Regions from separate parts of the Mus musculus genome. Here regions 1 and 2 are each linked to region 3. Evidence: chromatin loops called from intact Hi-C (ENCODE). Cell type or tissue: heart. All regions are shown on one strand. Region 1 overlaps Nav2 (neuron navigator 2). Region 2 overlaps Nav2 (neuron navigator 2). Region 3 overlaps Nav2 (neuron navigator 2).

Evidence for each region. A loop is a pair of places that touch in the nucleus more often than their neighbours do. Peaks named below come from ENCODE experiments on the same cell type or tissue, not always from the same donor. Only the 100,000 strongest peaks of a DNase experiment are listed, where the experiment ranks them.
Region 1: a loop joins it to region 3, with 2.2 times the contacts of the local background. A loop is called at or near these places in 2 of 42 quality-filtered maps.
Region 2: it touches region 3 in a loop (5-fold over the local background); 4 of 42 quality-filtered maps call a loop at or near these places.

What each region holds. Positions count from the first base shown.
Region 1 is chr7:49,276,390-49,278,889 of GRCm38, reverse strand. All of the region lies in intron 1 of Nav2 (neuron navigator 2), which reads right to left. Among named protein-coding and RNA genes, the nearest start is that of Nav2, 31 kb to the right of the region's middle. In heart, no CTCF peak of the experiment used is centred here; no DNase peak of the experiment used is centred here.
Region 2 is chr7:49,396,521-49,399,020 of GRCm38, reverse strand. It overlaps Nav2 (neuron navigator 2), which reads right to left. Exons shown (of 39, transcript NM_175272.3): 4 at 866-938. Among named protein-coding and RNA genes, the nearest start is that of Gm51447, 41 kb to the left of the region's middle. In heart, no CTCF peak of the experiment used is centred here; DNase peaks (open chromatin) are centred at 1,330 and 1,470; H3K27ac peaks cover 401 bases.
Region 3 is chr7:49,342,607-49,345,106 of GRCm38, reverse strand. All of the region lies in intron 1 of Nav2 (neuron navigator 2), which reads right to left. The region is part of intron 2 of Gm51448 (a long non-coding RNA gene); the gene reads left to right. Among named protein-coding and RNA genes, the nearest start is that of Gm51448, 6.8 kb to the left of the region's middle. In heart, a CTCF peak has its summit at 1,558; a DNase peak (open chromatin) is centred at 1,676; H3K4me3 peaks cover 1,278 bases; H3K27ac peaks cover 1,533 bases.

The DNA of each region.
Region 1 (2,500 bases), 66 kb after region 3:
GTGAATTCACAAAGCTGAAATCTCTATGCTTCCCACTTCATCACACTCCCTTTGAATCATGGGAGATTTTCATTTTTCAGAGTCAAGACCAAAGGATTAGCTGGCCTTGGGATCATGAGGCCTTCAGAGGGAGCCACGCCTGTGACTCAGCTCCCTCAAGTCCCAGACAGAAGGAGGCCAGCTCACAAATGACAAATGGGGCTGGAAGACCAAATGGGCTTTGCATTGGCCTCGAGGTCTTCTCTTGGGGAACAAATATGGAGTCTGCATGATCCTAGAAATTACTCCTAGCAGCCTTCAAGGCTTGGAACTCAGTGTTCCTTTCCAGGGAATAGCTTTTTTTTTTTTTTTTTTTTTTTACTGAGAGCTCACAGATCTGCTAAGTTCCAAACAGGCACATGTAACTCAGCCCAAAGGATTTCCCGCTGTGGGAATCTTTGCTCCAACATTTTCAAGTCAGACATTGCCCTCATAAGGAGCTTAATTCTTACACCTTGCTGTGCAGGGAGAAGGGAAGTAAGTGAGCTGATTGCATTCCACCCCGAGCTCAGTGCTGACGGGTGGGCTTAGTTACTGCCTGCCTCCAAACTCCTGATCATGCAGCCTATGGTGGAAAGAATCAAGTTCAAGCCCAGTGTAAAATCCTAGCATTTGATTCAAACTGGGAACCAGGTCACGGCAGTCAGCTTATCCAGCGACTTCAAAGCGGCAAGGATGGAGCACAATGGGATGCCCCCACCTGTTTCTCATACCTTGGCCTTCCCAGTTCTATTGCCTGGTACTGGGACGTTTCTGGCCTGGGAAGTCAAGGCTTGTCAAGGCTGTGTTAACTCTGCATATAGAAGAATATCGTCAATAGCCTCTGAGCATGTTCAAAAACAAACTGAGAAATGAATCCATCCTGCCAAATGTACAGTGTGATGCCGCTTCTAAAAAAAGGAGCCTGTTAGAAATTCAAGAGCATCTCACAGCCCTGCTTAAATAATCTGTGGGTGGAAAGTGCTGGAAGCCTTCTGCCTGGTCAGGAAGGGAAGGGTGCTCACTCACTGAGACACTTCAGGTCTGCACCAGACCATCAGTCACAGACGTGTGGATGGGTCCAGGTGCTAGCCATCTCTACCCACACATGTCCTTGATCAAGGTCACTCCCACCTTGTGCTTCCGCAGCATGGTCTGTAAATCATTCTTGCTCTCTCCCACAGTCTACAACTCCTTCATGGTGCGCTGAGTCCTGAGACACTTCCGGTGGAAAAGGACAAAAAGTAGTGCTTCGCTTCTTCATGAGTTTGAATACTCCAGCACACAGGGAGCTTCCCACAAGCCATAGAGTAAACATTGTATCTGTGCAAATACCCAGGTATGCACCCTACTACACTACTGTGCCACTATACTCAGCGTGGTCTCATGCAGACACGACGGAAGTAGAGAATATTATGGCTCTACCTTTCCCTGAAGAAGTCACAATACCTATCATTAGATCCACAGATAAAGACACCAGAAAGGTTACAGAGTAGACATTACAGAGGGAGGACTCAGCCCCAGCCCAATCTGTGACAATCCTAGTGTCCCAATCTATTTCTTTTCCCTTTTTGGATTTCAAGAACTGGAGGCAGTAGTGTGTATGGTGTGTGTGTGTGTGCATGTGTGTGTGTGGTGTGTATTCGTGTGTGTGTGTGTATGTATGTGTGTGGTATGTATGTGTGTATATGTGTGTGTGTGCAGTATATGTATGTGGTATGTATGTGGTATATGCGTGTGTATGTGTGTGGTGTGTATGCGTGTGGTGTGTATGTGTGTATGTATGTGTGTGTGGTATGTATATGTGTGTGGTGTGTATATGTGTGTGTGTGGTGTGTATATGTGTGTGGTGTGTGGGTGTGGTGTGTATGTGTGTGTATGCAGTGTATGCATGTGGTGTGTGTGTGGTGTGTATGTGTGTGTATGCAGTATATGTGTGTGGTATGTGTGTGGTGTGTATGTGTGTGGTATGTATGTGTATGTGTGGTGTGCATGTGTGCAGTGTGTGTGGTGTGTATGTGTGGTTTGTATGTGTATGTATGTGTGTGGTGTGTGTGTGTGTGTGTGTGTGTGGTTTGTATGTGTATGTATATGTGTGTATGTGTGTAGTGTGTGTGTATGTGTGTAGGTGCTACAGATCATTTCCCTCTGAAGTACAGATAAATTGGTGCACCCCTCCATCTCCTGGACATGAAGACCCCAGGGCCTGAGAACATCCACAAGGTCTGTATAAAAAGCTGGGGGAACAAAGGGACTTGGGGCAATTTTCTCGGAAGGGAATGCCATCCTGATCTTTGCTGTTCTGCGGGTCAGTTCTACCTGCATAACAGAGCTGCTGCCCCATCACAACCTTCCCACTGAACATGGCAGAGGTGGTCCCAAGATAGCGCGGCCTGCAAGCGCTGACTCAATGCTCTCATGCTCAGGTTTCTGGGCTGCACACCACCTCCCTGCCACCCCTTGAGCCACCAGGGAGCAGTGC
Region 2 (2,500 bases), 54 kb before region 3:
CACACTCCTGCTATGCCAGGAGGAACAACTGCACTGCCCCGACTGCACTACCTGTTCCGGGGAAAACTGGAGGCAGGTGCAGCCTAATGAGCTGGGGAGATGCCTGGCCTATGGCAGCTTCAGAGCCGGCAGCTGCCTGTGTTTACAAACAGGGGGAGGGGGAAGGAAGGGGAGAGAGCAAGGGGGGGGGAGAGAGAGAGAGATTGAGAGAGATTGAGAGAGAGAGAGAGAGATTGAGAGATTCCAGGTGGAAGTGTTGCCTGAGGACTGAGGAGGTAGATAATTCTGGCCAGCGGGCTCCAAACTATTATCCCACCTAACAACACTCCACTAGCAGACACTGTTGATGCTAATTAGCCACCAAATCCAAGTTAATTAAAAGCTAATCGGGAGGCTAAAAGGTGGTAGTGTGTTCGCAAACCTCACTCTCTCTGTCTTCAAGAGCAAGGTGAGATGTCACCAGCAAGGACTAAGCAGTTCCCTTGGGCGCTGGATGGTTGGACTTGGTTCTGTGGTTGGATATTCTCTTTCCCACAGATAATGGCTGGTTGATAACCTGCTGCGCCACGGGACAGGGAATCAGTGTTGTTGAAGCAGGAACTTCTCTAACTGGAGCAGTGTGCTCCCATTCTCTTCCCCCACACCCTCTGTGGCATGCAGATGTGGCATGCACACAGGGCTGCATTCTTAGAGTGATCTGAGAACTGTGAGAAAGTTAGTAACGTCAACTGTGCTGGAAAGGGCACCCAGCCAGGACAGCCCACCGGCACCCCTGGTCAGGACTGCAGCAATTGACTGTTAGGTAACAGGTGGGCCTTAACAGGTGGGTATCACAAATGATGAAAAGGCGTGGGCCCTGACTCACCTTCTGCAGACAGCCCCTGGGTGTTGATTCCCTTAGCTGCCAGGAAATTCAAGCAGGCATCTATGTTTTCAATCTAGAGGGGAAAAACACAAGACACGTTTAATAACCATTCAGCTTTCTCCAGACCCACTCACGAGGAGCCAACAGCAAGCAGAATGCACTCGAATTGACCAATGAGATAGACGGGAGCGACGAGGTTAGGACTCTCAAAACGCTGTCTGTACTAGCGCAGGAAGCAGTTACTTAATATCCTAACCACACGGTGCCAAAAGTCGAGGCCTTGGACTGCTCACAGATGCCAAAAATAACCAGGGCGGAATGAGATCTCTCATCTTGATCAATGTCACCACAGTGTGATCCTCAAAGCCGGAGCAGTTGCCAGTAACACGGAGGTGGAGATGAAATTGATAGACCCACCCATCCTCCAGTTGCTGGGGGGAAATTTCCAGTCAGTAAAGAAGCAGGCAGTCAGATGTCCACATGGTGAGCGGCAGTTTCAGCAGGAACCAGGGTTTACCCACAAAATTCTCAGCCTGGCAGGAATTGCAGGTGACCACAGAGTCCCATGACCTCTGGGATGCCGCTGTCCTTTGTCCTCTCTGTGGCAAGGATAGAGCCACCAGCCGGAGTCTGGGAGGCTGCCCGTGTTTGCTAGTGTTGACACCAAGGCCAAGGGCAAATCGATGTCAGGCCTCGAACAAAAAAGCAATTAGGTCATTCCCAAAGGTCTGATTTGACTTCGGCTGTCAGGCCTAATTACTTTTTTTGTTTTAAAGGAGAATATTCTGGCTTGATGAATGTCTCTGGTGACCAAAAGTAAAAGAAACGGCTTTTAACTGGGCACAGCGACCTTTGGACATCACAGAATTTGCACTACACAGTGCCAGTTCCACCACTCCCATCCACAACTAATTCCTGTAATGGGATTTCCCAGACTCTCCAATGTTTATATGCACTCAACCCAGTATGTACGCCACGGAATTTATTCTAAATTAACAGAGGACTGCCTTTCACAATGAACATATTGTCCTTATCCCCACTCTCAGGCAATGTCTTGATGGCTCTAGCTGGCGAGAGTGTTTTAGTTTAATAGCTCCGAGCACAGCTTGGCTCTGGGCTGGTCCTCATGAATTTGATTCACCCTCCTCTATGAAGTAGACTTCATTCTGCCACTGACTTCTGGCATTCTCCCTTTCCACTCCAGCTTGTAGATCTGCTCCTACCTCCTGAGGCCTTGGGTTCCAGGAGGGTGTTAAAACATCGAACAAATTCCATGCTTTTATCATGGTCTCACTGGGAGGGTGGTCCCCACGGTGGTGGTGGCTCCCACTGTTTAACTCATTAAACAGGCCCCAGGCCACCTGACTGAAACTGTGCCATCTTAGAAGAGCCCACACAGCCTCCAGCTAGAAGTAACTCTCTGTAGGGAACCCCCTTTTTAATTTATTTGTTTATTATATGTGTATGAGTACACTGTAGCTGCCTTCAGACACACCAGAAGAGGACATTGAATCCCATTACAGATGGTTGTGAGTCACTATGTGGTTGCTGGGAATGAATTGAACTCAGGACCTCTGGAGGAACAGTCAGTGCTCTTAATTGCTGAGCCATCTCCCCAGCCCCACCTTTGTTAAA
Region 3 (2,500 bases):
ACGGATGCCCAGTTCCCTGGCAACCTTGTTGCTGTGACGAGCCAGCACATCTGGAGGATGAAAGCAACAAGAAAAGGCAAAGGGGTTGGCAAGATGCCTCTGCCAGTGAAGGCACTTGTGGTGCAAGTCTGGGGATGTGAGTTCAAGTCCCCAAACACACACAAGCAGAAAGAAATACTGACTTTGTAGAGTTTTTCCTCTGAGAAGATTCAGAGGCCTCAGGACAGCTGGGTGGTCCCAAACCCTTGTCAAACCATCTTTATGAGGGGGGCTTTCCCTCACATCATTCATATTCCTGCAACACAGTGTCTGCTCACAAGGCAAAGGCTGTAGGGCTTACACATTTGACCGTTTTAAGGTCAGTTATATACAGCATTCAACTAAGCACAAAGGAACACCACTCTTCTCCAAAGAAGGCTTGCCACCTTGGGAGGCTAATGTTGTCTCAGAAGTTGGGCTAGCAGCTTGATGGGGAGGGGGCTTGATGGGGAGGGGCCGGGGGAGCTTGAGAAGAATAAGCTAACGGGGAGCTCCCACTCATGAGGCTATAGCTTCTTGCCACTCTCTTAGACCCTAACAAAATGACCACTCTGATTGTTAGATCGCACTGGCATGATACCAGTGCCCAATACTGCCATCAGCTGTGTGTGACATGAATCATCTGAATGCTAAGGAGATACTAAAGAAGAAAAGTGCATCTTGCCTCTTTGCAGTGAACACAAGCTCCCATGTGGATTCTCCACACATGGGAAGCTGGGTTGTCCTGGCCGGGGGCAGGGAAGGCTGTAATACCCTTCCTAAAAATGCCATGTCACAGCTGGCTGGGTGTGGTGGTCCATGCCTTGAATCCCAGCACTGAGAGGCAGAGCCAGGTGGATCTCTGAGTTCAGGCCAAGCTAGGACAGCCAGGGCTACACAAAAAAATTCTGTGTCTCCAAGAGAGAGAGAGAGATAGAAGAAAATATATATGCCAGAGTTGCCAGGGTCTTAACAGGTAGGAACTCCTTCTAGCTCCCCTCTCAAATCTTTCAAGTCCCCAAACTTTGAAGCCCTCTAGACTACCCCTCTACACCTCCAAGCCTTGACACAGCCCATCTTTCTCCCCATTGCACCTGCTGAGGCCCCACTGGGAAGCCAGATGGAAATGGCCACACCTGTTGCCATAGTGACCCTGCACATCTGGCCTCTGGCTTCCTCTGAATTTGTGCAACTGTATCTTCTCAGGCCACCAATAACTTCCAGACATACCCTTCTCCATCTGCTCTAAAGACATACATACCATCGAGCCTTCCTGCGCCAGGACACTTGACACAGAAAACAACGGGGGTGGGGGTTGAGGGGGGTGGTGAAGAGCCATCTCTCAGAGAACTCAAAGCCTTACCCAGCGCAGACAATAAATCCGAACCGTCCTCTCAACAAAAGCCCAATTCAAACAAGCTCTCCCCAGACACCCCTGCCAATGCCCCTCACTTGCTCACCACTTTATAATGGTCACAGGAATCACGACTTTGGTCCCGAGCAGGGACCCATACGTTGATACTTATTGGCATAACTGGACCCCTGCTGGCAGGCAGTAGTGTGATCCTCAGCGGTCAAGCAGCCGGTGCCCTCTCTAGGGGGTGTTTAGTTCAAAGCAGTGTGGAGGCGTGTGAAGCCTCCGAGGTTAATTTTAGCTGTGGTCAGATTTCCTTACACGGGCCACCTCCTGAACAGCCGCAGCTTACGTTACCCCAACCCTTGGGGCGGCCTCCTGGCCCCCTGCCCTGGCTTCTTGGTGCTGTGATTCCTGCACCTCCGTCACCCCCACCAGATTCTCTTAACCCTCTAAAATAATCCAGCTCTCTGTGCTTACATTTTCATGACACATTCAGGGGAAATACATCACGGTTTCTTTGGCTGCCCCAAGCAAACAAACCTGGGGAGCCGCCCCCTCCCTTATCCAGTGCTTGGCAGAGACTACAGTGGATGTTCGGGCTGAGCAAACTTCACCGAAGCCTGCAGGCTTCCAGCTTCTACACGGTTTCCAAACCCTCCCAACTCACCGGGTGCCTCCGTGCTTCTCATCTTTTGCCTCACACCCTGTTTCCTGCCCTTACATTACATTGCTTCTCACAGTCCACAGGGAGGAGCGTCTACACGCTTGAGTCCTGCAAAGAAACGGAGTTCACCTGGGCTTAGCTTTCCCAGGGATCTTGACAAAGCTACGGGGACCTCTGCCCCGAAGCTACAGGGGCCTCTGCCCCGAAGCTACAGGGGCCTCCGGCCGGATGCTGGCCCCAGGTGTTAAGCAATGGAAGAAAACAGGCTTTAGGAAAAGAGTCAGCAGAAACCGATCTTTTAAGCTCTTACATCCTGCCAAACTTCCAGACAGAGGCATGGCGGCTTAGCGATCTAGTCTGTGCTGGCCTGCTTGAAATGGCCTTGTTTCAATGTAGTCAAGAAATGGGAAAACCACACAATCTAGAGTGGCCTCTTGTGACCTCCAAACAAATATCTTGTA